2 separate regions of the Homo sapiens genome follow, and region 2 is linked to region 1. Evidence: chromatin loops called from intact Hi-C (ENCODE). Cell type or tissue: CD14-positive monocyte. All regions are shown on one strand. Each heading gives the region's core, and the rest is flanking DNA. Links, peaks and the distances in the headings are about the cores only. Region 1 overlaps SHQ1 (SHQ1, H/ACA ribonucleoprotein assembly factor). Region 2 has its middle 89 kb from the start of PROK2.

Region 1 (16,328 bases), core at 4,784-7,283:
TTGGCTCACCACAGCCTCTGCCTCCCGGGGTTCAAGTCATTCTCCCGCCTCAGCCTCCTGAGTAGCTTAGATTACAGGTGTGCACCACCATGCCCAGCTAACTTGTATTTTTAATAGAGACCAGAGTTTCACCATGTTGGCCAGGCTGGTCTTGAACTCCTGACCTCAAGTGATCCACCTGCCTTGGCCTCCCAAAGTGTTGGGATTACAGACATGAGCCACCACGCCCAACCCACACTGCTTCTCATATATTTCCTTTTATCATGGTATCCCTTTGCCATTTATTTCCCCTGACCCCACATTGCCTGAATAGTGGTTGCTTATCTCCTCAGACTAGGCTCATTGTTTCTTCCATGCACTTGCCCTGTTAGACTGGCTTAGGAAGCCCACCTCAGTGCTCCCCTGTTACAGTTTGTCTTGTTTTTTACCGCATTGTTTTATAATGTTCTGTATTTGTGTACATGGTTCTCCTTAAATTGTGGAGTCCTTAAGGGCAGAAGTGAGTTTTACAGATCTTCATCTTCCTGATGATGCACGTAGAGGGCATTCAGTGAATGCTTGTTCAATTAGTGACCTTGAAAGTCTTGAAAAAGGCGGGGCATGGTGGCTCACGCCTGTAATCCCAGCACTTTGGGAGGCTGAGGGGGTGGGTCATGAGGTCAGGAGATTGAGACCATCCTGGCTAACATGGTGAAACCCCATCTCTACTAAAAATACAAAAAAATTAGCTGGGCATGGTGGCGGGCGCCTGTAGTCCCCGCTACTTGGGAGGCTGAGGCAGGAGAATGGCGTGAACCCAGGAGGCGGAGCTTGCAGTGAGCCGAGATTGCGCCACTGCACTCCAGCCTGGGCAACAGAGTGAGACTCTGTCTCAAAAAAAAAAAAAAAAAAAGTCTTGAAAAAAAATTGAGATCTCAGATGAAAAAACAGACAAAACTTGAAAGTAATTTATTATGAAAAGTAAAACATTAGTCACCGTCAGCGCTTGTTCATGAAACTCTTAATTCATGGACAATTCAAGCATAGACCACAGTTCAGATTACTAGGACTGTATTAGTGAAATTTTACTCAAAATAATCAAACATTTTGGAGGTGTTTTTGGTGGGGAGGGGGATGGAGGTGGTAGAAATACCATGTTACCAAGCCAGTTTTCTTTTTCCCTTCATCATGGTCCCTTGGGGAGGAAAACAGCATCTTTTCAGTTAGGCTCCTTTACTCTTGCCTTTGGTGTCCTCTGCGCTGTGGTGTCCAAGGCCCTTTTCTCTCACTGTGCCAGTTCTTCCTGGGCAATTTTATCCTCTTCTTGGTTTAAATGCTTATGACTCTCATATCTCTGTCTTGAGCATCAGACTTGTATGTCCACCTACCTATTGGATGGGTCTGTTTGTAAATCCTAAAAAAAGGCATGTCATACTCAACCTATCCCAAGCAGGAGTCGTTATTTCTCACTCATGTCTGTTAGCTTCCCTGTCTCAACGAAGGACACTGTTGTCCACTGAGTTGTGGAGGCCAGAATTCTCAGTGTCATTTTTCACTCCTCGAGCTCTTCATTCCCTACAACCTGAGGGTTCTGTCATCTACGTATAGGTCAGATTCATCCACTTTTCTCCATGTCCACTGCCACTCTCTTATCCTAGGCCACCATTATGTCTGCTTCTCCAGGTTTCTCCCTTTAAATCATTTTCCAGGCTGCAATAAGAGTGATGTTTCTAAACCATGCTAATGTCATTCCCCTATGTAAAAAGCTTTTAAGTGTTTAGTTGGTAGGGATAATCTTTGAGATTTTTTAAACATGGCTTACAAGGTGGTTGCCACTATATTATGTTCAGCTTCTTTCAACTTTTTTTCCCTTAAATGTGCCTTCTTGTTTTCTAGCCTTCGCCAACCAGTTTTTCATTACAGAATACTCTGTCCCACCCCCTTCATCTGGTTAACTGTTCATTATCATTCAACCATTGGTTTAGGTATTATATCCTCCAGGGTCCTTGCCTGTCATTCTAATTTATTTTGCCCTAGAATCCTGTACTGCTGATATGTCATAGCATTTTGCTATATTGTAATTGCTTGACTCTCCCATGGGATTGTAAGTTGTGTGAGGGCCAGGACTGTCTGTGTCTTGTCATGAATGGAACTCCAGTGCCTAACATGGATCATGGAACATGGGACAATGTCAGTACTTTCTGTTGAATGAATGACTTATTTAGCATTTTAGCCATTTATTGTTATTGTTTATCCCTTTGAAATTCATATCCTAGAAAAAAGCTCACGTTCTGATTTGTGGATGAGTTTATAGTAGAACTTCAATTCAAAAGAGTTCCTTCACTTTAAGGAGAAAGAGATAGCTAATAAGAAAATAGGCTTAGCAGGATTAGTTTATGAAGCAGCTATTTTGTCCTTGTCTCATATGTCTGTGCACCTGTTGGAAATTGTTATTGAGAATTCCTATTTCAAGATATTAGCTGTTCAGTTTTGTCTAATATGTACTTTATTTCCTCATATATAAAAATGGAATATTTATGTTGGTTAAGAGCTTGGAGTCTGAAGTAAGAGTTCAGTATGTCTACATCCTAGCTATGGTTTTTACTTGTTCTCTGAACTTGGCCAAGATACAAAACTTTTCTGAGCCTCAGTTTCTACCTTTGTAAAATGAGGATATTGATAGTACCCCATGCCTATAGTGATGGTGTGAGGATTCAAGGAAATAATGGATGCAAAGCTTTTAGTGCGGTGCCTGGAACATACAAAGAACTCCGTAAGTTGTCTGTGATCTTTCTAATTTTTAAGTGATTTCAGTATCTCAGTTGAAAGGGAAGGCTGTGGAAAACTATCAGTTAGAAACTGATATAAGATTATAGTTTACAACTATAAGGTTGTAAAACTATCAGTTAGAAAATTCAGTGTATCAAAGCAACCAATTCCTTGAGTTTCTAGTTAACTAAAATATAAATAAAATTTTCACCATGAGTTATACCTTGTTAATGCTTTTCCCAAGAATACCAATTTCCAACTTTGAATGCAAGATAGAATCATTTCTGAATAAGTGTCCTCCAAGAGTGAGAGGTGTATTTTGAATGTGGCTGTTATTTTTCTAGTTAAAACAGGAATGTAGAGTGCAGGAAAATTAGCTTTCTGTTCTCTACAAATGTTGCTTTTATCTTCTTCAGTAGTTTAAGGAACTTTAAAATTAGTATCTTAATAAAATAGATTTTATCTTGGTAGAAAATATGAGTGCACATGCCAAAAATGGTGTGTGTGTGTGTGTGTGTGTGTGTGTGTGTGTGTGTAGCCCCTTTTAGCCTCTTTGTGGAGATGCAGTATCCTGAATTTCCTACTCATCTGCTTGTTTTTCTTTGCTGGTTGAGTTCAAAAATTTTTTCCTTTATTGAAATTTTACTAAAGTCTGTAGTACTTGCATACCTAGCACAAGTGCTAGATTTCAGTCCAATGTGTCTTCAGATTTGCTTCATTTCACATCATCGAATATGGGATGGGACTTCAGGGTAGGACCAGTCTTCTATGTACCTTCTATTTAAAGAGATCAGAGGTTGGACACAGTGGGTCAAGCCTGTAATCCCATCACACTTTGGGAGGCTGCGGTGGGAGGGTCACTTGAGGCCGAGAGTTTAAGACCTGTCTGGGCAAGGAAGCAAGACCCTGTTTCTATGAAAAAATAGAAATTAGCCAGGCACAGTAGCATGTGCCTATAGTCATAGCTACTTGAGAGGCTGAGACAGGAGGATTGCTTGACCCCAGGAGTTTGAGGCTGCAGTGAGCTGTGATTATGTTACTACTGTACTCTAGCCTGAATGACAGAGTGAGACCCATCTCTTTTAAAAAAAGTTAAAAAAAAAAAAAAAAGAGATCAGCAATGTTATATATCCCTTTAGGCAGATACTTACTTTTGTTTTATGGTAAATAACTTATGTTTGTGGTTAGTAACTACAAAGAAAGTAAATATAGTGTTCAGTCTTTCCTTGAAATGTACTTTGAATTAAAATCTGTATTTCTAGTACAAATATGAGTTAAGATAAAATGTTAAAAAGTAAAAGCCAGTGAAATCCTGTATAGTAAGTTCTTTCAATGTTTTTTCCTAGAGCTGACTTTTTTGAAGATGAGGCGATTGAACAGATTTTGAAGTATAATCCTTGGTGGACTGACAAATATTCAAAAATGATGGCCTTTTTGGAAAAGAGTCAGGAACAAGAAAATCATGCTACATTAGGTAAGAAACTCAAATTCGGCTAATTTGTTTCATTTTAAAATCTCATGGTGTACCACGTTTACTGCCTTCCATATTATTAAGCGTATAGTTGTAATTGCCTTATAATGTTAAAATATGAGTTTGAATTGCTAATTTTGGAAATGACTTCTTTGCCCCTGACTGGAAAATGCCGCTAAATAATTAGGCTTATTTGTGTTGGAAAATTCTTTTGAAGTATGGTTTCCTTTAGAATCATTGGAGTTCTTTTATAATTAATTATTTTTTAAAACCTAAATTTAGGGATATTATCACACAGGACATTTGTAGTTTCTCAATAACCTGCTTAAGAGGTATGAACATTCTTCTTTGGTAAGGACATTTGAGTATTAGTAACGGGCGGGGGGAAGACCCAAGTGGGAAAAGACCTAGATGGACATGTTATTACCAGCTTCTCTAAGTGCAGTGTAGCATTGATATATTAAGACTATACATTAGAAATATAACATTTGCAGACAGATCAAGAAGAGAACACCCATGTTTTCTGTCACACTGATTTGGCTTTTATTTACATATTAAAAATAAAATTTCAATGTTTAAATGGAAAGAATACATATATATGTACATTCTGAAGAGTATTAAATGGAATATAGACTCTTCCCACCCCAAGTTCTTCTTCCCGGAAGTAATCACTATTAGCAATTTTGGGGATATTTTAAAAATATATATTCCCACATCTAAACAGTCGCTTTAAGAAATGTCTACACATAGACTCACGTATACCCGGTTTGTACCTTGTTTTCAATTTGTAGTGTGTGTTGCACATCTTCCATATTAGTATGTAGAGATCTACCTGAAGCTTTTCATGATTACATAGTATCCGGTTGGATATTTTTTTCATGATTGATGGATATTTGGGCTGTTTACTACTGGTGGACATTTGGGTGACTTCCTGTTTTCTGCAGTTGCAAATAGTATATATAGTGGCCTTCTTTGACCACTCATTCTGAAGTAGCTACAGGGTCTCTAATGCATCACAGTTTTTTATTTTCTGCATATCAATGCAATAGCCTGTTATCTGCTATTTTTTCAGTGTCTAGTATAGTGCCTGTTATATAAAGGTACTCAGTAAATATCTATAAATATTGTAATAAATGTTTTTATGGTTAAGTTTTATTAAAGTTTAGGTGAGTTCTACCAGATCAAAAAATTGCTACTATAATATTTTAGAAAATAGAGGATTAGCTTTATTGCATAACAGAAGCTCATTATAGTGACTCTTTTTTTTTTTTTTTTTTTGAGACGGAGTCTTGCTCTGTCGCCCAGGCTGGAGTGCAGTGGCACAATGTCGGCTTACTGCAAGCTCTGCCTCCCGGTTTCACGCCATTCTCCTACCTCAGCCTCCCAAGTAGCTGGGACTACAGGCACCGGCCACCGCGCCTGGCTAATTTTTTGTGTTTTTACTAGAGACGGGGTTTCACCCTGTTAGCCAGGATGGTCTCGATCTCCTGACCTTGTGATCCGCCAGCCTCGGCCTCCCAAAGTGCTGGGATTACAGGTGTGAGCTCCCGCGCCCGGCCTATAGTGACTCTTTGTTATAGATTTATTGTCGTTTTCAACAAATCCTGACTTTTATATTTGAGTTTAAGCAGCTTTCAGAGACTTCTCACATTATGTATATATAGACAAATTTTCAGGTTTAGGATTGCTAACAGAATATAGATAGTTAATTGTACATGCTAGGTAGATCTGATCATGAAGTTTGAACAAACTTAAATCATCAAGTGTGTCAACTGGTTTGAGTCAGTTTCCCTAATTTTAGCACGGTATTTTAATGAGGTGGTGTGGGAGAAAATTGATGGTTGCGTAGTTGAGTTTTCTGTCCACCAGGGTGAGCTAGTTGCCCTAAAAATCAAGAGAAGGCGTTCCCTTTGATTTAAATTCTAACTTGCTCTACTTTGATAAACTGTAGCTTGTTCTCAGTCCAGTTTTCTGTGTCAGCAATGCTCTTAGTCTTCTTTGTGTAATTTTAGCAGGAGATCAAGCCACTCAGTCCTTTTAACCACCTGCCCTCCTGACCCTTCATCTGACCCATGACTGATAGCCAGGCTGGTGCATCAGGAACAGTCATAGTCTGCAAAGCCATTATGGTGATTCATTCTAAAAACCACCTTTAAAAATAGCAAGGACATGTGATCTAAGGTAGACGAACTTGAGCTTTGTGTCGAACAGCGTGTCTCTTCTAATAATACCAAATGTAAGATATAAACTAAATGTAGGCTTGGGGTTGGACTTCTTGTTCCACCACATGCCTGCGATATGATCTTGCACCTTTGGGTTGCTGTGGAATGCTGTACCTACCTCAGAGTTGTCCTGAGATTGAATGAAACGATGTATTTAAAATCCTGTAAATGTTAGAAATTATTATTGTAGAGTAAAATCAGTCACAGGAGAGCCAGGAGTTGGATGGTTTCTCTGTGAAATTACAATTTTTATACATTTAGAAAGCTTTAAGGGAAAGTTCCTTGTTAACAAGATTTCTCTCTCATTTGAAAAATCCTGGTTCAAATATTTGGGGCACTCAGAATTGGAGGAATAAATTGAAGTGTGTTGAGCCAGGATAAAATATGGGGGAAAAGAAATAAACCAAGAAATAAACATCACAGTTTTCTGCTGAACTATGGTGCATGCTGCTGTACCTTTTCTCCTCTTCCTCTTTGTTCTTTGCCTCTCTGGCCTTCTTCCTCTTTGTGTCATAGCGTGGGCTGTTGTCTGTTTAACACCTCCTCATCAGGTGTCGCCAGGCAGATACAACAGTGCAGGTGAGGGGTGTACCTTTGATTCATTCTGTATCATAAAATATTAACCTAGATTGCTTTGAATTCCAGATAAGCCTTAGGTGGTGAACTTTGCTCCCTCTTTTTCTCCCTTGGTTGTAATTCTTGTCGTTTTCATCACAGCCCTGAGTTACAACAGGGAGACTTTTCTCCAGCTTTGTAGTGATCCAGATTTTCCTCCCCAAAGGCTTGTAAATGGAAGTGTTAAACGCCGTGCTTCCCCTGAGCTCTGGTTTCATGAGGATGAACTCACCGCATTTCCCATGTTGTCTTTCAGTGGTTAATCTGAAGCTCCAGAGTCTTGGCACGTTATTGCTTGTTATGACACCACGTAACATTTATAGTCAATGAACTTCCTAGCAGGGACATCCTGTTTGGCACCAGTGAGCCCTTCAGTGTTTGTAGAGATAACTGTCAGTGTCAACTTTGAAAGTTGTAGCACTGCAGGGCTACCCATTTAGGCTGAAGGTTTGAATGCAGCACAATTTTTTCTGGTTCCCTTGATCTGGTTCCAGTGAATGTACAATGTAATAGACAGATGTGCGTTACTCTGAGAGCATTGAGATCCTTTGTGATTTAATTGTTGACCCAGATAAGAGGGATGTTTGGGAGGGGGATTTAGAGAGGAAGGGAGGATTTAAAAGTAACAAAATTAGAAAATATTTGGAAGAGAAAAGTGACTACCTTGCAGACATCTTTCATTTTGATAGTCCCTTTGCAGCCTTCAGACATATTGGTGGGGTTTTTGATGTTGGGAGGTGGTCCTTGGCCATTTGCTTCAATGCTAGGGCACCAGTTTCCTCCTCAAATGTATTGAGAGTTCAGCTGACTTTTGTTTCACTGGAGATTATTTTTAAAAGTATAATTAGCCAAAACATTGTGAACTATATAGCAAAGCTGCTTTGTAGTGTAGCTAAGTCATACAAATGCTTGACAAATGTTATTCATGGTGGCAATCATCCAAGCATTGTTGGCACTGCATCTGTAGTTATTTCCAGTACTGCTGCTAGGTTAGACTTGATTGTGTGCAAACTTCCCCCAAGTTCCCCTTTGGGTGATATGATTTACAGCTCTAATAAAAAAGGCCTTAGGGAGCTCAGACTTTTGGTTTCTCTAGTGATTTCCTGGTTTGTTGTTATTGTTATTTATCATCTCTGATTTCTTTGCTTGAATTTCAGAATTTAAATGCATTTGTGTGTTATTAATGAAGTAGGCCACAGTGGAACTTATAAATGCTCAGTAAAAGGTGGAAGTGTTTTAGGGAAAGTCTAGCAGCTCCTAGTATCCAAGAATTCAGAAGAATAATTCAAGTAGGTTTTTCTTCTGTGCACAGTTATTGAAAATGACTAATGTAGAAATACTTACATGTGGATAATGTAACGTCAGAACCTACATTGCCTAGGTCAACTTTTATAAATGGATAAACGTCGATAGGTATGATTACTTAAAAATGAAGGCATAAATATGTAGAGAGTTGACATGTTGCTAAATAGTTTCTGGGCATGCTTACTTTGTGATTGAGAATTATGTGGGAGCAGGGGTCTATTAGTCAACTAGGATATAAAGACTTTTCTCTAGTCAGAGATCATGAACACCTGGCATTTTCCCATTAGCTAAATTAATGAACATCTCAAAAACCATACCTAAGGGAATACTGTCTCTAACCTTCTTGCTAAATACAAGGAGTCATAAAATATTTTGTCAGGTATGCTTTCTTCCTGCAGTGAGTATATGCCTTCATGCCATTTCCTTAAATCAAATTGCTTAAAATGAACTGAGAGCTTTTATTTAAATTAAGGAACTTCAGATGCGTCCTCCAATGAGGCAGTCAACACTCAGTTTATCTGTCTTATTAATTAAATCCAGTAAATTTTAAATTAAATACAGTTGACCCTTGAACAAAACATGTTTGAAATGCATAGGTCTGCTTATATGGGGATTTTCTTTTGCCTCTGCCACCCCTGAGATAGCAAAACCAACCCTTCCTCTTCCTCTTATTCCTCAGCCTACTCAATATGAAGACCAGGATGAGGACCTTTGTTTATGATGCTGTACCTCCACTTAATGGATAATAAATTTAATCTTAAAGAGACTTCATGTACAATTCAAGGATTGGGGAAACCTTAACTAAAGCTATAAATCCAGAATCTTGTCTTAAAAAAAAAATGGACATATTTGACTACATGAAAAATAAGTGTTTCAATGGCAAAAGGTACCATAAACAAAGTCAGTAGAGATATGGTAGCTTTGGAAAGATGATTAGGGTTTATATCTATAATATACAGGATTCTTAATTTGACAAGACAAGCCATCCAATAGAAAAAAACTGGACAAAACACATTCGAATGGGTCACTCATAAGAGTGCAAATCCAGATTGCCTACAAACCAAGGAACTAGTGCTTAAAGTTGAGCAATTGGAGAAATACTAAGTGAAATAACAATGATAAGTCACTGTTTTAGTTTTCTCTTGCTGCATAACAAATTATCACAAGCTTCACACAGTGTACATTCATGATCTCAGTTTCCATGAGTCAGAAGTTGGGCCAGGCTTAGCTGGGTCCACTGTGTAAGGTCTTGCAAGGCTGTAGCCAAAGATATCCATCTTATTTTTTTAAAAAACAGATGTTGGAGGCTGTGTTCTTTCCTGGAGCTCAAGGTCTTCTTCCAATCTCACATGATTGTTGGCAGAATTTAGTTCCTTGCAGATATAGAACTGAGGCCCCTACTTTGTTGCTGGCTGTTAGCTGGGGGCCACTCTTAGATCTTAGAGGCCTCTACAGGTCCCTGCCACATAGCCTTCTCACAGGCTCTCTCACTTCACCATGTGACATCTTATTTCTTCAAAACTAGCAGGCGAGTCCCTGGCTTTGGTCTGCTAATAATGGAATATAATCATGGAAATGACTGTCCCATTGCCTTGGTCGTATTCTGTTGGACAGAAGCAGGTCACAAGCTCCATCCCCACATAATGATATGACTCATTGGAAGTCATCTTAGAATTCTGCCTACTATACTCAATTTATTAACCTGGAAATGATTGTAAAAAAGCTATTACATTTCTTGCCAGGGGGAGGTGGGAGGTATGTGTAGGAAGAGGAACTTCTATTCATGACTGTGAGAAAGGAGAGTTATTGTAGCCTTTAAGTAAAGTGTCTTTCTAAAACAGATACTTTTTTAACCCAGTCAATACAGTCTCGAGAGTCTACTTTATGGAAATAAAGCCTCTAATAATCAAGGACATAGGATAAGGATATTTATTGCAGCATTATTAGCAGTGGCAGAAAACTAGAAGCAAAGTGAGTGCCCATCAGTAGGGGGAGTGATTGGACAGAGCATGGTACATTTTGGAATATTATACTCCTTTACAAAAATTAGTTACACACCAGTTGACTTTTAGGGATTTGCCAGAGGTATTGTTGAGTGAGAAGGGCTAGATGGAGAAAAATGACCTAGTTATTTGGGTTGAGGGAGGGTGTAGGAAGTATAAACTCCCTAGTAGGTATGCTTGTGTGTCTGTATGTGATTACATGTCTAGAGAAAACTATGGAATGGTATATACTAGATTTTCAGTGTGTGAGAGGCTGTTGACGAATATTCAGGAGGCGAGAAGGTGCCAAGCAGAAGAAGAAAAGCAAAAAGGAACTGTGTTGTAAAGAAACAATCTTTTCCCACAAGTCTAACGTATGTGATGTGGTCATATGTAAAACTTGATTTATATGGTAAACAATATGAGATTTTAATGGATTAATTTGAATTGAAATTTAATCTAATTAAATTAAATTTAAATTTAACAATTTTAATTGATTAATATCTGGGAGTATTCCTATTTCTTGGTATAGAACTTTCAAAATGGATAACGAATATTTTCAGTGTGCTTTATTTAGCACTTTCTGTTGTCAAAATGTATTATCTTAATTTTAAAGACAGTAACTGGCATTCAGACGTCTTAAGTACAGAACAGTGTAGCAAAAAAGGGAGGGTCAGGAATTAAGGAATAGGTATTATTTAGAAAAATCTTCTTTATTCAGCCCTATTAGAATTTGAGCAGACTCATAGCTCTTACTAAAACTGTGAAGTCTACTTAAGTTATTTATATATCCATAGTTAAGTAGAAAGAACTTTTATTTCAGTTTCTATAATCAAAGTTCTAATTTTGACAAATCTTCCATTGGGAGTTTTACAAAACTGAATGAAACATCTAGTTTTTAAATGCGTTTTCTTCTAGTGTCTTTTTCTGAAGAAGAGAAGTATCAGCTACGAAAATTTGTCAATAAATCTTATCTGCTGGACAAGAGAGCCTGTCGTCAAGTGTGCTACAGTTTGATTGATATCCTTCTGGCATATTGCTATGAAACCCGTGTCACTGAAGGAGAGAAGAATGTAAGTGCATGTATGTGTGCATGTTGCCATAGATGACTGTGCTGAGTAAACTGCATTAAAGCATCAGTCTTTCTTGTCTAGAGTAGAACTGGTGGTGATCAGTTATTCAGGGGATGCCCCCAGCAGAGTTGCATGTGTGTGGTGGTGGTGGTGGGTACCCACATGCAATCATACATTACTTAGTTGGTCTTTTTCACTTTTCTCTTGGCATTAGTCTCTGCAAAAATAGCAGAGTAGGGAAGTTTAAGGGAGTGAAACTGAGAGTAGAGAGGAAGGCTACTCTGAGCTCTCATCTCTTTTAGGCCAGAGAAGTGCTCTGTCACATGACACTTCACATTGGCAAGGGGGTAAACTGCCATACCCATTTATATTCTTTCTCTCAGCCAGAAGTCAGCAGATGCAAAATATGGCATTTTACAAAATAGAGAAATCTTAGTATTTACCTGCAAGTGTCCCTCAATTCATAGAGTATGTGTACTCTGAAAAATTATATGTAAATCAGATTTTTTAAAACCTGAATTATATCTTTTTTTGCTATTTAAAGGGATCATATTATAAAAGTAAATCCTTTTGTAAATTATTTCTTCATCTTTTAAAAAATAATATAGACTTTGTTGTATCTCTTCTTAAACCATATTTGATTTTGTAAATGAAGAGCTAAACTTCCTTTTCACCTGTACCATTGATTGTATATTTAAAAAGGCTGGAAACCAAAAAAAACAGCCTTTCTAGTTAGTGTGGCCCTGCAGCTGTTTATAATTGTCCTTGCTCAAAAGGTTATTTTTGATCTGAGCATAGCTTTCCTTTTTTGAATTACACAAATAATTCACATATGAAGGAAAATATACACATGAAGAAAATAATTAAGATTTCCTGTAATTTCAGTCATCAGAAATATAACCGCTGTTACATGGTGATGTATCTATTTCCAATCTTCTTTCAGTGTGCGCGTGTGTCTATATTGTGTGTATTTACCTTAGGTCCTAACGTGTATACTATTTAACCTGCTTTTTTCACTTGACATTATAGCACTAGGATGGTATTAGAGTTAGAATTTTCTATGTACCAATTTTTTTTGTTGTCATGATTCTGAAAATTTCTAGGGTGCCTCTTGACATTTGTGTCTGACTCCAAGATGACTATTAATTTAGTGTGTTAAGGGCATAATATATCTGAAAATACTTTTTGTTTTCACTCGTCTTTTAAAGATACTGTAATTGGAGAAAATGTTTTCTTTGACCAAAAAATGCTTCATATTAAATCTTGAAAAGATGAGTGTTTAGGTATATTTGAAAAAATTTACCATTTTTTATTCTTGTATTTGTGTATTTGAAATCATGAAGTCTTACAACTTGAGACCTTCTCTAGCATTTACTTATTCTCACCAGCATTCTCTGAAAGATCAAATTTTCTAGCAGCTTCTTAAGTGCCACAGGTAATACTTCAACATTATCTTTGATTCCTTTGATAGATTATTTATGGATTGTTTGGGAGGCATGTAACTTAGTGGAAAAAGGACAGAAATTGAGCAGGGATTACTTTGCTTTAACTTTTAGTTTCAAAACCCCTGGTTGTTTGCTCTTGTGTTCTGGTACTCTTATCAGTAGAAAAGTTTTATTTTCGAAAATCCCAAGGAGAGTAAACAGAAACTTCCCACTGGTAGTCTCTGTATCAGCAAAATAATTATTTTTCTATAGTCGTGAACACTTCTTAGTTCTCATATGTCAGTGATCCTCAGACACTGGTTGAATAAATGGATTTGTTTGGTCTATTTAAATGACTTCACCTCTAATGTGATGGTATTCTTTTCTCCAAAACAAATAAAGGTTGAATCTGCATGGAATATCAGGAAACTGAGTCCAACACTATGCTGGTTTGAGGTATGATTTCCAGTTGCAATTGTTTAGAATTTGTTGTTCAGGAAGTTATTTTTGTTGTTTTTACATCATTTGGGGTAATTCAAGCAATTCCTTGAATTTTTAAAAGTAGAAGCTCTATTGTACAAGTATGTTTTCCATCTTTTTAATAAAATTCTGATAATGAACCAGGTAGAGTACTTTGGAAGCTGGGGGAGGGAAACACACTTTGGAGAGAGGATGGAGACATGGTTTGTTGGGAAAGAATGTGGGGGCAGAGTGAGAGGTGTGTTTGTAAGTTGGCATGTATTGGAGCTTGAAACTCAGAGATGGAAGCAAACCTAGGTGATAAGTGACTGTCAGGGTCTATGCTAAGAACACACACACACACACGAAAAATAATGTTTTTTATATGATTTTTTATATATATGTGTATATGTAAAAAAACTTCACCTATTCTCAGTATGTCTGTGAGGTAAGTATTGCAGGTTTTACAGGTGAGGATCCTTAGATCATATAGCTTAAATCTCTTATCTTAGGTCCTACAATTCAAATGTAGTCTGGTTACATTTGATAACTCTTTTAGTATAGTAATAATGTTTCTGGTTTCTGAAAAATAGTTGTGCAGGTCTCACCAAAAATACCAAAGATAATATCTTTAAATTTGTGAGTTTTTAACAAACTTGTGCATCAAAACAGTAATTAAAAGCAGAAACTTTAAAAAAGTATCGAGATTATATCATCAGTTAAAACAACCAGTATTTTTTAAGCTGTAAAATCAAGGTTATTTCATTGACGTCACTTTGTTGAAATAATAGGTAAGATGTAAACAGGAACTGAAACACTTACTTCATATAGAATCTTACTACTCCAAAAATGATTCAAGGACCAACAACCTGACCAGCAGCTTCAGCTGGGAGCTCATTAGAAAGACAGAATTTCAGTCCCACCTCACACTCACTGAATCAGAACCAGGATTTGTAGCAAGATCTCTACGGAGTTTGTATGCATATTGAAGACAAAAAGTGCTGCTCTCTAGGCTTCATTGGAGTTCCTCATGTTGCCATGATCAGCATATAATAGAGGAATCGGTTTCTGTGTTAGCATTTATTAATATGTTGAAAGTAGTTGGTGACTGGATAATTTTGTAGTATAGTTATTAAAAATCTACATGAAAATTCACCTATTTATGATTTTTAAGTTCCTAATTCTCTTTAAATTATGTCAAATACTAAGTGTTCTTAATCAGATTCCTCATAGTTTTAAGGATTAATGTACATGTAAATTATCTTTCTCCCTTGGTTTTAATTTTAAATTTTACATATGGTTTACATTTTTTATACTTTGTTTATCAAAAAACAATTTTGTGGAAATTTTCTTTTGTTTAGTGTTTTTAGTAAGTTTTGAATTGCTAATGTTATCAGTTTGATACCGTTCAAGATACAACACCTTTTTTCCTAGAAATCAGTTTGATAAGCAAAAGCAAATTACTCAAGTAAATGTCTTGTATTACCCATGTCCAGTGCAAAAAAAAAAAAAAAAAGAAAAAGAGGAGAGGAAACTGAACATACTTTACTAAAGAGTTCTATGTATTTTTTTTTTTTTTTTTTTTTGAGATGGTGTCTCGCTCTGTCACCTAGGCTGGAGTGCAGTGGCGCGATCTTGGCTCACTGCAAGCTCCGCCTCCTGGGTTCACGCCATTCTCCTGCCTCAGCTTCCCGAGTAGCTGGGACTACAGGCACCTGCCACCACGCCCGGCTAATTTTGTAGTTTTAGTAGAGACGGGGTTTCATCGTGTTAGCCAGGGTGGTCTCGATCTCCTGGCCTTGTGGTCCGCCCGTCGGCCTCCCAAAGTGCTGAGATCACAGGCATGAGCCACCGCACCCGGCCTTTTTTTTTTTTTTTTTTGAGATGGAGTCTCACTCTATTGTCCAGGCTGGAGTGCAGTAGCGCCATCTTGACTCACTGCAGCCTCTGCCTCCCAGGATCGAGCTATTCTCTGCTTCACCCTCTTGAGTAGCTGGGATTACAGGTGCCTGTCACCACACCTGGCTAATTTTTGTATTTTTAGTAGAGACGGGGTTTTGCCATGTTGGCCAGGGAGGTCTCGAACTCCTGACCTCAGGTGATCCACCCGCCTGGAGTCCCAAAGTGCTTTACAGGCATGAGCCACCACTCCCGGTGAGTTCTACATTTTTGATCTGTGCCATCTTGAATAGCCTTAGCTGACAAAAACATGAAATGTAAATTATATTAAAATGTCCTTTATGTGCATCTGTATTTTGTTAATGCCATGTGTTTTAGATTCTTATTTGTAATCTTTAGGACTTTATTTAAAAGCTTTCTTGTGACATTTGTGATGTATTGATAGTGTGAGAAATTACAAAAACTAAGATTCTGTTTTATTGTAAAGTATACAAAAAGAATCTTATTTCATGGTTTTATGTTTCTCTTCTACTTGGCTTCACAATGATCCGAACTTGCAGCTTTTAAATGAGAAAAGCTTCCTATTTCATTGTGTACTTTTGTTTGTGTAACATTTTGTGGAAATGACTGCTTATTAAAATGACACTTCACAGACTTGGACTAACGTTCATGATATCATGGTGTCTTTTGGAAGAAGGGTGTTGTGTTACCCACTCTATCGCCATTTCAAGCTGGTGATGAAGGCCTACAGGGACACTATAAAGATATTGCAACTGGGTAAGATATTACTGTACTTGCAAATTTGGGAGGGAAAAAGTTGTAAGTTTTTAGTCTGTGAAGATATAATAATGATTTTTGCTTTTTTACTGTATATAAATAAGTAATGAAAAATGAATCCAACCACTTTTAAAGTATAGAATTCCTGTGTATAAGACATATGTAGATAAGTAATTGCATAGAGGCATAATAAAGACTCTTTTCCGAGAGGAGTAAGGAAGGTAAACAGAGAAGGCACACATAGTATTGCAAACCGTTTTACATTATAATAGCTGCATCATTCAGTATTTCTTGGCTGCCTATAATCTTCTAGGCTCTATGGTGGGACTGTGGGTCTAATAATAAAGAAGGCA
Region 2 (16,328 bases), core at 5,471-7,970, 950 kb after region 1:
CTGAAGCTTCTTTTTTTTTTTTTTTTTCTGAGCAGATTTCAGAAGCTTCTTCTCTGTATGACTGCTACTTCTCTAGAACTCTGCCCTGTAAATTCCAGCCATGTTATCAGACCTAACTCCAGTCTCATCACATCTCTTCAGTAACACTGCCATTCTCTGTTTCAGTTTTCCTTCCATGTGCCATGATCTGGAAAAAGCTTTAAAAAAAGTAGATCAATCAACGTCTTCACTTTTTGCAAGTGAAGGCCAAGTTATAATGTAAGCAAGTCTCCAAGTTGTGGCCCATATATTACAGATATATTATTTAAACGTACTTATTAAATACAAGGCATAAAATGGCTTATAGAAAATGTTTTTGCAAGCTGGATGAAGTCCCAGGTCTTTGCCCTTTTAACCTCACCTTTCCTAAAAAGGTTCACATGCAGCAGGCATGACACTAGCCTCGAGGCAGCAGCAGGAGACCAGGAGACAAAGTCTCCAGTGTCATCCCTGAGAGTACCCACTGCAGGCCTCCCTGGACTTTCTACCCTCTTACAAGGGCAGAGGACTGGCCCCACAATGCTCTGGCCAAGCCATGTATCCTGACTACCACTAAATTGCCCAAGGAGAATCCACTTACAGCATCTAATATGTTAATTTAAAACCTCTAATTTTAACAGAACATATTTCTAATGTTCATTTTGTGAATGACCAAAGACTCTGGATTTCACGCAAGGATTAGCAATGCTTTTAGAATCAATGTTTCTGAAATCCTTTCTGATTAAAACCAAGCTGATTGCCCTGGTGTATAAATTTCTCATCTGGGTAGCAGTCTGCCCCTAGCATGCAGCTCGAGCTAACACATACAAAATACTACACTGTGTGGAGCTATTTAAACTTCCCGTACATCTCACCATACACAGAGCTGGCATGAGAAAAATCTAAAATCTGGATCAGGTGCTGATGTAATGAATGGGAACAAAATAAACTGGAAGCCTCCCCTCACAAGGATGGTCTGGCTCCCAAGGCTATTTCTCCCTTCATGAGCTGATTTTTCACGTGAGACACCTCAGCATGATCTCAGTTCTTCTCTGTCCTTTTCTCCACTGCTGCTGGGCTGACCAGCATGGAGGTCACAGGGCAGCATGCCAGGAGGGGTAGGGCCTCCATATTCCATGGGTCAGAGCATGTTACAAGGCCAGCCCCAGTCATTCAAGGAATGGGGAAATAAATTTAATGGTAAGAGCTACAAAGAGTTTATGCTAATATTTCATCCACCACACCCTGGATACAAATGTATAATTACCAACTAAAGAAAGTCACCCTGAAGACAAGGAGCAGGGTTCTACGGGAATGTCAGAGGAGTGGAAGAAATCTCAGGGCTCAGAGGAATCTAACTTGACCAAAAGCTCAGATCGCCCCTTAAAACCTATGTCTAAGATCTCAAGAATAAAGAGGGACAAGGAAAGGGTAGCGTTTAGGCAGCAGAATGACACATGCAAAGACACGTGGCAGGTGGTACATTTCACAAATGTGAAGAATGCAAAAAACTTTCATTGGCAAGGGGAGAAGTCTGTAAATCTCATGGAATTGTGACAGGGAGCTCCTTTCTCGGTAAGTGGGTGAAGTGAGCATTGAACGGAGCCTTCAGTTAACCAGGTGCGCATTGCAACATGGTAACTCAGCAATTGCACCCTCTCAGGAAAATGGCAGAAAGGGGCGATAGGATCAGCCAGTGCTGCATTTCAAACATTATCAAATGTTTTCTATTTTATTTTATTTTATTTTGTTTTATTTTGAGATGGAGTTTCACTCTTGTCACCCAGGCTAGAGTGCAGTGGTGCAATCTCAGCTCAGTGCAACCTCTGCCTCCCAGGTTCAAGCAATTCTCCTGCCTCAGTCTCCCAGGTGCCCACCACCATGCCTGGCTAATTTTTGTATTTTTAGTAGAGACGGGGTTTCGCCAAGTTGTCCAGGCTGGTCTCCAACTCCTGACTTCAGGTAATCTACCCACCTCGCCTCTCAAAGTGCTGGGATTACAGGCCTGAGCCTCCGCGTCAGCCTCAGACATCACCAAATGTTTTCTAAAAGCTGTCTATGAAGTAGTTCTCTGGTCCAAAAGGTTTGAAAATTACCTAGTTAACTGAGTGTATTGCTGAACTTGCTGGGGTCTTTAATAAGCTAATCACGGGCCAATAGTGTGCTGGTAAATGTTTAACAACCTTCTCTCTCAAATAAAATCGCCGTGATTTGTAGCATTTATCAGCTTCTGGAGTATAATACTCCTGCCATGACTGATTTCAAGCTACGGATGTGATGTCACTGAATGCACAGTGGACAAGAGATACGCAGTAGCACTCCATTCTGTAGTATTTCCATTCTACAGATACAATAAACATCATGTCCTCAAAAGCATAGATACTAGTGAAATGTAGTAACACAGGAAGTGAAAAGTTTTGAGTCTTTACTATATTTGTGTTTAATATGATTTGTCCGTTTATGTAACTTAATTTTTAATGATGGCTGTGTTTAAAAACCGGCTCACAAAATTTCTGAAACTGTAACAATCTTGTGAGCTGGCACAGGCTAGCTGTGCTGGACCTGGTAATGCCCACCCCTGTTGGAAATCTCTGAACAAGAGATGATGGAGCTTTTCCTCAGACTTCATGGCCACAGCATCCTCTTTATGGGACATCTAAAGGGCCATCCCTTATTTTTAGATATTTTGCAGAAACATTTTAGGAAATTCTGATTTGGTTATTTCATAGTTGTGGAAACTGAGATGCTAAGTAAGTGTCTTGCCCAAGAATCAGATCCAAATACAAACTAAGCTCTTCTGAGCCTTGGTACTATAACAAAAGGTTTCTCGTTCATTCTGTGCTCAACACTGTCCCAGATTCATAGCTACCATTTGCTCCCACATGCTATTGAAGGTACTCTGCTCATCAATTACAAGCATCATTGCATTTAATGTTTCCAATACCCTATATGTGTGGTATCCCCATTCTACCGATAAGAAAACTTCAGTGCGGAGAGGTTCAGGAATTCCACAGAATGAAGCAAAGACGCGGGTTGCTAAGAGATACCCTGCTCCCATTAAAATATCCCGGCGTCCCACTGCTCCATACTGTGGCTGGATGTGGTAGAACAAGAATAAGGCTTATCATCTTCCTTTCTCAGCAAGAAAAGGCCATATGTGTTCCCTTCCATGCTGTGATCCTTAAGCCAAAACATCTCCACGGGCCAGCTTTAAGCAGCCGTGTGTGCTATCCCGGGCCAGTCACCCCACCCACATCTACTGATGTATGAGATGCTGAGTTTAGGGAGCAGAAGCAGGGAAAATCCCCTCGTCCCACTTCCTAGGAATCCACTTGGCAGTGTTAGTAATAAGAGCTTTCTACTCTTTTCTTAAGGTTTTTACCTTTCACATCCATGATGCCATTTGACCCTTAAAAGACTCCATGAATTATTCCTGTTTCTCACCTTGTCCAAGGTCACACAGCTCCAAGGTCAGCAAGCTCTGAATCATCTGCCCCTGTGTCTTTCCCAATGCAGCAAGCTGCTTTATGCTAACAATAGTGCATAGATTAAGTATAGTTCCCTCTGAATCCAAATGTAAATGACGTTTGAGAGACCTTCAAGATTTCAGGAAATGTGACACACGTATATCTTCAAATGCAAGTTTGAACAGGAGGAATAACGTTCACTAATAGCTCACATTTGTAGGAACTGAGACTTAAGGCCAACCCAGTAATTATGCAAGTAACCCATATATAGTGCTTCCTAGGTGTTAGGCATTGCGGTGAGGGTTTTATGTGCATTAACTCATTCAGTCCTCACAATCACAACCCTAGGACATGGCTATGATGGTTGTTATGATTTCATTTTACATATCGGGAAATATGGAGAGGAAAAGCACAGTCCTGACTCAAGGCATCTCTAACTCTGATGGTTTGAGGGGTGTGTGTATAGAAGGTAAAGGAGAGAAGAAGTGATTCCAAATGACGGTGTCTCGTGTTCTGTGTCCTAGTTTTCCTCGGCATCAGCACCGCAGCACCTCCAAGCTGCACATGTGCACTGGCAGCCTGGTTTCTGCTGCAGCCCCCTCTATTCATCATTCATTCAACTTAAGGCATTGAAAAATTCTATTAAAGTGCAAATCTTACCCTGGAGGGAAAATTCACAAGAACCGTAACCTGTAAAGTAAGTATTGTTATCCCATTTTACAGATGAGAAAAGTGAGCTCGGGGATGTTACGAGACTTACCTAAGCGATAAACTAGTAAATACTGAGAAGGGAGAGTCCAGATACAGCATTACAACTCTGAGAGTTCTGGCAAGCTAGAAAATACTAGAAAAGCACTGAATATTGAGTTTATGTCTGAATGTGAGGCAGGAGAGCGGGGAGCGAGTTATTGTAAGAGGACGTTGGAAGAATCTTGAGCAGAGAGGGGTGGGAAGAGACTTGGTGCTGGCTGCCCTTACCCTCCTGCTTCTAGTCCATATGCTGTGTCACCAGTGTCCTGGCAGAACCAACAGGCATTCCACTCACTTCTAGCAGGCTCTGAAGCTCCCCAGAGGACCCCCTTGCCTCACTGGAGTCCCCAGGGCCCATCTGGGGTCGGTCTCTGTCAGGAAGCCAGAGCAAATTTCTTACCCTTCCTCCCAGTTTTCCTGGTCTAGGCCTGTTTCTCTTTCCTGTGTCATTTGTCACCTTCCCCAGGAAGGTTATCTGAGGATGCAGAGAGGTAGAAAGTTGTCAGCTGTGATGCCTGCAGGCCAGGTGGGGAGGAAACGCTCTCTCCAAACCCCTTCCCAGCAAGCCTGGGTCCTGGCTCCCCCTGTCAGAGGCGCGTGAACCAGAACAACTCCATCTTGAATAGGAGCTGGGTAAAATGAGGCCGAAACCTGCTGTGCTGCATTCCCAGACGGTTAAGGCATTCTAAGTCTCAGGATGAGATGGGAGGTCAGCATAAAATACAGGTCACAAAGACCTTGCTGATAAAACACTTTGCAGTAAAGAAACCGGCCCAAGCCCACCAAAACCAAGATGGTGATGAGGGTGACCTCTGGTCGTCCTCACTGTTACACTCCCACAAGCACCATGACAGTTTACAAATGCCATGGCGACATCAGGAAGTTTACCCTATGGGGTCTAAAAAGGGGAGGCACGAAGAATCCACCCCTTGTTTAGCATATCATCAAGAAATAACCATAAAAATGGGCAACCAACAGCCCTCAGGGCTGTTCTATCTATGGAGAAGTCATTCTTTTGTTCCTTTACTTTCCTAATAAACTTGCTTTCACTTTACTGACTCGCCCTGAATTCTTTCTTGGGCAAGATCCAAGAACCCTCTCTTGGGGTCTGGATTGTGAACCCTTTCCTACAGCACCCCCATCTCAGGGTACCATCCCTCCAGTCTCCTCCCTGGGGTGGCCCCTGGGCCAAGAGGCCAGGAAGAGAGCTCTCCTTTGATCACTCCCTTGTCAAAGCAAAAGGATTAAGATCCTACCACTTCCAGCTCAGCAATTCTCGGAAGATCACTCCATGCCCTCCTTTCCACCTGTATGACACGGGGATAATGACAATGTCTTCCTGGGCTGGGTACGAGGATGCAATTAGTTAATCCATGGAAAGTACTCTCAGCCCAGTGCCTGGCACCTATGCCCAATCAATTGTTCAGCATTGTTAGTGCTGTTATTATCTATAGTTGAGAAGTAATAATACCAGTTGCAGTTATCTCAGGCTACACTCCATATTTTTACCACTTCGCTTTTCTTCTCAGACACACACATAAACACACCCCACTTAATGGCAGAGGGTTGCAGCTTTACAAGCAGAACCAGCAAAGGGAACTCAGTTTAACTCTGGCCTGTGCCCAACTCAAAGGGTGGCCTTCAGCAAATAAACACTCCTCTTTGGGCTTCCATCAGGACGTGTAATTTATCTGGAAATAGCTCAAGTGAAGTGTCAGGGGTCACAACTTAAAGAGCTCAGGCCAAATCCAATTGTCAGAGAAGTTCTTGGGCCAACACTGTGCTCTGAAAATGGAGCAACAGGTTAGGGGCTGTGGTTCACGCCTGTAATCCCAACACTTTGGGAGGCAGAAGTGGGTGGATTGCTTGAGCCCACGAGTTCAGGATCAGCTTGGGCAACATGATGAACCCTCATCTCTATAAAAACAACAAAAAAGAAAAATACAAAAATTAGCCAGGCATGGTGGCATGTGCCTGTACTCTCAGCTACTCTGGAGGCTGAGGTGGGAGGATCACCTGAGCCTGGGAGGCGGAGGTTGCAGTGAGCCATGATCGTGCCACTGCACTCCAGCCTCGGCAACAGAGTAAGACCCTGTCTCAAGAAAAAAAAAATGGGGTGACATCACATCACAGTCCAGATATCTGGCTCCTCCCAGCATTTGGGGTGATCCGGTGGAGCCAGGAAGAGCTTTGCGAGGCATCTTTAGCCTTTCAGCCAATTCTCCTCTTTCCTCCTGCTCATGCAATCATTCCCTACCTGGCCCCTAGAGGCCTTTGACTTTGTGACCCTCTGAACCCACTAAATTCTCAGGTGGTTTCCGCTTTCAAATTCAGCAGTTGAAACCTCAGTTCTGACTTGCAGGGCTGGGAAGGATTTGTCTCCCTGCTGCAGGGGGTTAAGTGGCTGCTTTTGAAAGGACAAAGCTAGAGATGACTCGATAAGATAAGGAGCTCTGTTTTCAGGAGGAAAGAACAGGATTTTGTTGTGATCCAGAGGATAACAGTCTGAGCCTCTCATTCATCAGCCCATCCCTCCTCCCTCCCCTTAGCAGGCGCTCAGGGCCACCATGGGATGTGTCTGCAGCTGCTGCCATCTGCTGGGGCATAAAGTTGCTGCAGCCTGCCTGGGGATGGCATTTCTAGGGTTTGCACAGGTGTTTCCTGCCAAGCCCCGAATGATAGCTCTTGTCCCAGTAGAGGCAGTGGGCTCACCGCTACAGTTGCTGGTATTTATCAAGCACCTGCTATGAGCCAAATACTATTTTAGAAATTCCATGAGTTTTCCTACTAATCCATTTGCTAGAATAGAAGCCCACATGGGCAGGGAGTTTTGTCTCTTTTCTTCACAGCAGCAGCCCTTGTGCCTGGAACAGTGCCTGGCACAAGGAAGGAACTTGGTACAGGTGGGTTGCATGAGAACAAGTGTAAAGACAGATTGTGTCGTTATGTCCATTTTATGGATGAGGAAATTGTCACTCAGAGACACAAAGGCTCAAGGTACTATGGGTAAACCTGTGGGAGAAGCTGAAACATTCCTGGTGTGGGCAGAGCTTGTCTATCACTGCAGGTGATTTTGAAGATGGTCAAGACAGGCAACAGGTAGGAATGAACACCTCAGGTAGCCAGGGTCCTTTGAAGTTCAGAAAACCCAGGGTGCAAACCATCAGGAAACTAAGCCAAATCCACGAAATGTTGCAATGGGGCCCGGGGACCTGGCCAGGGCAAGAGGCCCTTCACATGTGTTTTGTGTGTGTTTTTTGAATTAGGAAACTTAATTTTTTTTTGAACAGTTTTAAATTTACAGAACAACTGAGTGGAAAGTACAGGGAGTTCCCATATATGCTCTCACGCCTACCCACACATATGCACACACAGCCATTTTCCCTATTACTAACATCTTGCATCAGCATGAAACATTTGCTACAATTGATGAGCCAATATTGATAACATGATTTTTAACTAAAGTTCATAGATTGCATTAGGGTTCATTAGGGTTCACTTGGTGATGAACATTCTGAGTTTTGAAAAATGCGTGATGTCATATATCCACCATTACAGAATCACACAAAATAGCTCCATTCCTTAAAAATCCCCTGTGCTCCACTTATTTTATTTTATTTTTTTCAGACAGGAGTTTTGCTCTTGTCACCCAGGCTGGAGTGCAATGGCATGATCTCGGCTCACTGCAAGCTCCGCCTCCCAGGTTCAAGCGATTCTCCTGCCTCAGCATCCCAAGTAGCTGGAATTACAGGTGCCTGCCACCACACCCGGCTAGTTTTTTGTATTTTTAGTAGAGATGGGTTTCTCCACGTTGGCCAGCTGGTCTCGAACTCCTGACCTCAGGTGATCTGCCCACCTCAGCCTCCTAAAGTGCTGGGATTACAGGTGTGAGCCACCGCGCCGAGCCCGTGCTCCACCTATTTATCCTTCCCTCTCCTCCAGCCCCTGGCCGCCGCTGATCTTTTTACTATTTCTATAGTTTTGCCTTTTCTAGAATGTTATATACTTAGAATCATACAGTATACAGCCTTTTCAGATTGGCTTCTTTAACGTAATAATATGCATTTAAGGTTTCTCCATATCTTTCCATGGCTTACTAGCTCATTTCTTTTTATCACTGAATAATATCCCATTGAATGGATGTGCCACAGTTTGTTTATCCATTCACCCATTAAAGGACATCTTGGTTGCTGCTGCTTTTTTTGGAGATGGAGTCTCACTCTTACTGAGACTGGAGTGAAGTGGCGTGATCTCAGCTCACTGCAACTTCCACCTCCCGGGTTCAAGTGATTTTCCTGCCTCAGCCCCCTGGGTAGCTGGGATTACAGATGCCTGCCACCACACCTGGCTAATTTTTGAATTTTTAGTAGAGACAAGGTTTCACCACCTTGGCCAGGCTAGTCTCAAACTCCTGATCTCAAATGATCTGCCAATCTCAACCTCCCAGTGTGTTGGGATTACAGGCGTGAGCCACTGCACCCGGCCACATTTGGTTGCTTCTAAGTTTGGCAATTATGAATAAAGTTTCAATAAACATCTGTGTGCATGTTTTTGTGTAGACATAAGTTTTCAACTCACTGCGTAAATACTTAAGAACCCAATTGCTGGATTGCATGGTAAGTTTTGTAAGAAACTGCCAGATGGTTTTCCAAAGTGGCTGTACTCTGTTGTGCTTCTGAACATAGCTCTTAGATCAGGCCTGCTGGCCAGGGTTTTCCCATTCTCGAAGTAGAGGTTAGGCCTGGGAGTCCTCTGGTCCCATCGGCAGTCTGCCCTTTTGCTGAGCCAAATCCACTTCCTCTGGTGAAAGGTGCAAGAAAAGCGCTTTTCTTTTCATCCTACAAAGAGGGACCTACTTTAGATGAGGTATAATGCTGTGGCAATCCCGGATGTTTGAAATTCCCAAGTCATCCCCTCAGGCTGGTGAAGGGGCCCACGGCTCTCAAGAGTCAACCTGTGCCTTTGGTTCAGAATACTTGACCTGAGTGTGCGCGTGTGGGTTGAAGAAAACAGCTACTGTTTTGATGTGCGGTACTTTTGGTTCCTGCCTAAAACCGTGATGAAACCAGTGCCTCTGGAATCAAAATATCCAGCTCTTGTTCCCTTTCCACTCTTTCTACAAGGTCAACAAGTTAGGTAACAGTTTAATTTGCATCATTCCAAAATTTAGAGTAATTAGAATATTAAAATTTAGGGTAATTAGGGAGATAATGGAACTATAAGCATGCCAGGAGTTTATTTTACTTTTCTTCTCTCTTTTTTTTTTTTTTTTAAAGGCTATGAAAAATCAGATATGACCCCTTTAACGTTACTTTAAAAACACAATTTTAAAGGTAGGCTAATATGAAACTGAAACTATAGGAAAGAAAGGGCTTTCTTAGTTATGCTTTTGACATTATTTTCCAGAATCCAAAATGCCATGTTTGCTTGCTTCTACACAATGGCATCTCCTCTCCCTGCCTCCCCCAAAAAACAAAAACCAACCAATCTAAAAAACTTTATATTCCACCAATAACTTGGAGCAAGTCATTTAATCATCAGCTTATTTTTAAAGGCTAATGTTCTTTGGTGATTGCCTAGGAAAACTCAGAGACTCTCACTTGAACTACTTCAATCTGTGAAGAGGAAAAAAATACTTTTGTTTTGCTGGTCGGAGGAGGGTTTATTTATGTGTCTCATTTTACAAGCCTAAGCACTGCAAATGTAAACTCTCTGAAGGAAGATTTTTGTTCTAATGACTTAACTGAAACCAGAAGCATCTCTCTTTGATTTACTGGAACAAGTCCAGTGTGGTCTTGATCTAGCATTATAGAACACGTGTCTCTACCTATGCAGCTGAGAAAACTTACCTTTTCTGTTCCAGCCAAGTAATTTCTCAAAGAATGAGGATGGGTGAAGTCTAGCAAAAAACAAACAAACAAACAAACAAAAGTTAAAAAATTCTCCAGATGATTCTTATAGAAACTGAAGTTTGGGAACCCCTGCTTAAGGCAATACTTACTTTTTCCCTTTTTAATTTTTTTTTTCCTTTTCAGCTTTCCCTACAAAACAACACATTATGTTTTTCCTGAATGTTTGAGCACTGAAAATATATAAATAACACATTCTGGATAAGTATTTTCTTCCTGTTATGTTTGACTGTCTCATTGAAAACATTTTAACTCTTTTTAAAAAAAATTCTTAAAACTTTACTTTTTAAATGAACATACAGTAAAATTGACTTTGTACGTGAGCACAGTTCTGTGAATTTTAACACGCATACACATTCAAGTAACCACTCCCACAATCAATACAAAACAATTCCATCACCCAGAAAATTCCCTCACGCCATCCTTTTGTTGTCAGAACCCCCCACCGCCCCAACCCTGCAACCCTGACCCTTAGCAAGCACTGCCATTACCCATCACCAAAGTGTCTCTTCCACAAGGTCACGTAAATGGAATCATACAATATATAACCTTTTGAGACTGGCTTCTTTCAGTCGACATAATGTATTTGAGAGTCATCCAAGCTGTTGCATGTATCCATAGTTCTTTTTAAAATTAATATTATTATTATTACTGAGCAGAATTCCATTGTGTGGACATAACGCTTTTTTCACCCGTTGTAGGGTATTTGGCTGCTTCCAGTTTTTGGCTGCTATAATCAGTATAAATAGAGCTGGGTTTGTGTTAAATCTATAGATGAATTTGGGGGAGGATTCCCAACTTTACATTGTTATCTTCCCATTTATGTGTGCAGTATGTCTTATAAATAGAGCTGCTATCATCATTCCTGTATAGGTTTGGGGGTGTAGATAAATTTTCATGTTGTAATACTTAGGTAATTCCTAGTAGTGGGATGCTGAGTCAGCTGGTAGACGTGCCTGGAACTTTACGAGAAACCGTCACAGTGTTTGCCATAGTATTTTCACGTTTTCAGCCGTTCTAATAGATGTGGAGGGTATCTCATCATGGTTTTTAAGTTGCCATTTCTTAATGGTTAATGATGTTGAACATCTTTTCCTGAGCTTATTTGCCATCCCTTTAGTGAAGTGCCTGTTCAAGTCTTTTGCTCATTTTAAAAATTGGACTGTTTGTTCTCTTAATGTTGAGTTTCGAGAGTTCTTAATATATTCTGAATACAAGTGTTTTGCTGGATATGTGATCAGTAAATATTTTCTCGGTCTGTAGTTTGTCTTTTCATTCTTTTACCAGTGTCTTTCCCAGAAAAAGTTTTTAATTCTGATGAAGTCCAGCTTACAATTTTTTTTTTCTGTTATGGGTCATGATTTTTCCCTATGTTTAATTCTAAACATTTTATAATTTTGTATTTTACATTTAAATGTATAACTTAATTTGAGTTAACTTTGGAATAAGGTATGAGATTTAGGTCAAGGTTCATTTTGTTGCATTTGGATGCCCAAATGCTTTAAACATCGCTTATTGAGAAGACTATCCTTTCCCTATTGAATTGCCTCTGCACACTGATCAAAAACTCAACTGGAAAACAGTAGTTGCCCATGGGGGGAGGCAACACAGGGGAACTTTCTGAAGTAATGGAAATGGGCATATACTTTACAGGGTGTGGCTTACATGGGTATATGCCCTAGTCAAAACGCATCAATTTACACACTTTAAGTCACGGCATTTTATTGTGTGTGAATTATACTTCAATTAAAATAACATCGGTTGGCCATCTTTGTGTAGGTCTATTTCTGGAAGTCTATTCTGTTCCGTTGATCTACATGTTTATCTTTCTGCCAATACCATGCTATCTTGATCTCAATTACTGCAGCTTTACAGAAGCCTTAAAATGGAAAAGTATGATTTCTCCAACTCTATTCTTTTTAAAATCCTGCTAGCTATTCTTTCTTTGCCTTTCCATATACATTTAGAATCAACTTATTTCTGTCTACAAAAAATCCTGTTGGGATTTTCATTGGGTTTGTGTTACATCTATAGATGAGTTTGGGGGGGTTAACATCTTTACATTATAATTTTCCAATTCTTGAGTGCAGTATGTCTTTTCATTTATGTAGGTCTTCTTTGATTTATTTCATCTGCGTTTTATTGACCCTTTACATATTGCATTAAATTTATACATAAGTATTTCAATGTTTGGAGTTATTTTAAACGGCATTTGAAAAATACCTGGTTTCCAGTTCCTTATTAGCAATAAGTATACAGAAATATCATCAACTTTTTTTTTTTTACTTGTACTCTACAACATTGCTAAACTCGGTTATTAGTTCTAGGAGGGGTGTGTGTGTGTGTGTGTGTGTGTCGAGTGTGTCTGTTTTTTGGACACATGTAAACAGTAATTTCATCTGTGAACAGGGATAGTTTTATTTCTTCTTTTCCAGTCTGGATTCCTTTCTTTTTCTTTCCTGATTGCACTGGCTAGGAATTACAGTACGACATCAAATAGGAATGGAGGTAGAGGAAGTCTGCCTTGTTCTCATTTACAGGAGGAAAGCATTCAATCTTTCACCATTAGGTGTGATTTTTGTTGGTTTTTTAATGATGTTCTTTATTAGGTTGACAAAAATTGCTTTTTGTAGTTTGCTAAGAGTTTTTCATAATTTCTTTAAATCATGAATTGATATTGAATTTTGTGAAATGTTTTTACTGTATTAATTTATATGATCATATGGCTTTTTTCCTTTTGACTATTGCTATTACAATGACTGATTTTTCAAATACTGAACTAACCTGGCATAGCCCAGGAGAAACTCCACTTAGTTGTAATTTATTATTCTTTTTATACATTGCTAGCTTCAAATGGCTAAGATTTTGTTAAGGATTTTTGCATCTATGATATATTAGTCCGTTCTCACATGGCTATAAAGGACTGCCCAAGACTGAGAGTTTATAAAGGAAAGAGGTTTAATTAACTCACAGTTCCGCATGGCTGGAGAGGCCTCAGGAAACTTTTAATCATGGTGGAAGGGGAAGCAAACACATGATGGCAGGAAGAAGTGACAAGCAAAAGGGGGAAAAGCAACTTATTAAACCATCAGATCTCATGAGAACTCACTCACTATCATGAGAACAGCAGCATGGGGTTAACCACCCCCATAATTCAATTACCTCCCACAGGGTCCCTCCCAGGACACATGAGGATTACGGGAACTACAATTCAAGATGAGATGTGGGTGGGGACATAGCCAAACCATATCATATGTTCGTGAGGAATGTTAGTCTGCAGTGTTTTTATCTTGTACTGTCTTTGGTTTCAGTATCAGGATAAACGAGTTGGGAAGTATTCCCTCCTCTTCTGTCTTGTGGAAAAGATTGTATAGAATTGTCATTATTTAATCATTAAATATTTGCTAGAATTTTTCTGTGAAACTATCTGGAACTGTAGATTTCTCTTTTTTTTTTTTTTTTTTGGAAAGTTTAAATTATGAATACTCTCTGGGCTCAGAAGTGGCATGTCCTGTTTCATTCCTGATATTCATGATATTCATTCTCTTTTTTTTTCCTTGTCAGTCTTTTTAGACATTTATAAATTTTACTGATTTTTTCAAAGAACCAACTCTTAGTTCATTGATTTTATTATCTGTCTCTTTTCAACTTAATTGATTTCTGTTCTCTTCTTCATTATTTCTTTCAATTGATTTGGGTTTTTATTTTCCTTTTTTAGTTTGTTAAAGTGGAAGCATGGATTATTATTAAGACTTTCTTTTCTAATATAAGCATTTAATGCTAAGAATTTTCCTCTAACCACAGCTTTAGCTCTAGCCCACAAATTTTGATATATTTTTCTTCATTTTCATTCACTGCACAATATTTTCTAATTTTTTTGGAACGTCTTCTTTGACCCATACATTATTTAGCAGTATATTAATACTTGTCAAGTGTTTGAAGATTTTTTCCTGTTAACTTTCTCTCACTGATTTCAAATCTAATTCCATTATAGTCAGAGAATATACTTTATGTAATTTTAATTCTCTCAAATTTGTTAAGGTTTGTTTTATTACCCAGAATATTGTCCCTCTTGGTGAACGTTTCACATGCACTTGAAAAGAATGTGTATTTTGCTGTTGCTGGATGGAATGTTGTATACATATCAATTAGACCCAATTGTTTAATGATGTTGTTCAATTCTTTTATATCCTTGTTGATTTTCTATCTATTTGTTCTGTCAATTACTGAGAAAAGAAGGTTGAATTTTCCAATTATAATTGTGGATTTATCTATTTTTACTTTTAGTTCTCTCAGCTTTTGTTTTGTGTGTTTTAAAGCTCTGTCATTAGATGTACAAACATTTGGAATTGTTATTTCTTCTTGCTGTCTTCTCCTCTTATTATGTAGTCTCCCTCTTCATCCGTGTTAATTTTTTTTGCTCTGATATTTACTTTATATGACATTGATATAGCCATTCTAGCTTACGTTTTATTAGTTTTTACATAATATATCCTTTTCCTCCTTTTACTTTTAGCCTATTTTTATCATTATATTTGAGATGAGTTCTATATAAACAATATATAGTTGGGTCATTTTTTAAATCCGTTCTGACAATCTCCATCTTTTAATTCAGATCACTTATATTTTAGTGTAGATATTAATATATTTGGATTTAAGTCAACCATTTTATTATTTGTTTTCTATTTGTTCCCTGGGTTTTCTGTTCTTGTTTCCCCTTTCCTGCCCTTTTTATTGGTTATTCGAGCATGTTTTTGTATTCCATTTCATTTGTCCATTCTGTTTCTCCCCAGTATTTTGAGATTTTCCAACTACCTTACTGTTACTGATTTCTAATTTAATTTCATTATGATCTGAGAACATAGTTTGTATGTATGTATCCTCTTTTATGACTATATTTCTTTGAATAGTATTTTGCAATAGTACTTAAAATATACTTTCAGGGATTACAATATACAGAACATTTCACTTTTCTTTTTTCAATTTATTTATTTATTAAAATATTTTAACTTTTATTTTAGGTTCAGGGGTACATGTGCAGATTTGTTACATAGGTAAACTCATGACTTGGATGTTTGGTGTATAGATTATTTCATTACCCAGGTGCTAAGCATAGTACCCAAGAGTTTTGGGGTTTTTTTCTGAACCTCTCCCTTCTCCCACCCTCCACCCTCCAATAGGCCCCAGTGTGTGTTGTCCAGCTGTCCTCATCATTTAGCTCCCACTTATAAGTGAGAACATGTGGTATTTGGTTTTCTGTTTCTGCATTAGTTTGCTAAGGACAACGGCCTCCAGTTCCATCCATGTCCCTGCAGAGGATATGATCTCGTTCTTTTTTTGGCCACATAGTATTTCATGGTATACATGTAAACATTTTCTTTATCAAGTCTACCATTGATGGGCATTTAGGTTGATTCCATGTCTTTGCTATTGTGAATAGTGCTGCAATGAATATACACATGCGTGTGTCTTTATGGTAGCACAATTTATATTTTGGGGGGTATATTCCCAGTAGTGAGATTGCTGGATTGAATGGTAGTTCCATTTTTAGTTGTTTGAGGAATTGCCACACTGCTTTCCACAATGGTTAAACTAACTTATATTCCTACCAGCAGTGTGTAAGCATTCCCTTTTCTCCACAACCTCACCAGCATCTGTTATTTTTTGACTGTTTAATAAATAGCCATTCTGACTGGTGTGAGATTGTATCTCATTGTGGCTTTAATTTGCATTTATCTAATGATGAGTGATATTAAGCATTTTTTCATATGCTTGTTGGCTGCATGTAGTTCTTCTTTTGAAAAATGTCTGTTTATGTCCTTTGCCTACTACTTTTCATTTTTTGCTTGCAAATATTTTAGCATCTCAAGTTGAATACAGAAACCTTTAGCATATATAGGCTTTTTGCTGCAGTTATTTTATTTACCACATTTACATACAGTGAAAACCCCATTAGACAATGTTATAATTTTGGCTTTCAACCATCAATAATATTTTTTAACTCAATAGGAGAAGAGTAGTGTGTTATATTTATCCAGAAATGTACCATTCTGGTAAGTTTACCGTTTCTTTTCTCTTTCTTCATTCCTGATGTTCCAAGTTTCCTTCTGGTATCATTTCTTTTTGCCTGAAGAATTTCTTTGGAAATTCCTTCGGCTGTTGGCAATGAATTATCTTAGTTTTC

What was found. Peaks named below come from ENCODE experiments on the same cell type or tissue, not always from the same donor. Only the 100,000 strongest peaks of a DNase experiment are listed, where the experiment ranks them.
Region 2: it touches region 1 in a loop (5-fold over the local background); 94 of 110 quality-filtered maps call a loop at or near these places.

The regions. Positions count from the first base shown.
Region 1 is chr3:72,812,318-72,828,645 of GRCh38, reverse strand. It overlaps SHQ1 (SHQ1, H/ACA ribonucleoprotein assembly factor), which reads left to right. Exons shown (of 11, transcript NM_018130.3): 6 at 4,095-4,222; 7 at 11,262-11,416; 8 at 13,243-13,296; 9 at 15,852-15,975. Among named protein-coding and RNA genes, the nearest start is that of SHQ1, 28 kb to the left of the region's middle. RefSeq lists enhancers at 6,050-6,329, 6,350-6,399, 14,190-14,259. In CD14-positive monocyte, for the core only: a CTCF peak has its summit at 6,063 (motif pointing right); a DNase peak (open chromatin) is centred at 6,295.
Region 2 is chr3:71,866,076-71,882,403 of GRCh38, reverse strand. No RefSeq gene overlaps it. Among named protein-coding and RNA genes, the nearest start is that of PROK2, 89 kb to the right of the region's middle. RefSeq lists enhancers at 4,171-5,102, 6,033-6,964, 8,910-9,446. In CD14-positive monocyte, for the core only: CTCF peaks have their summits at 6,632 and 6,839 (motif pointing left); DNase peaks (open chromatin) are centred at 6,823 and 7,563.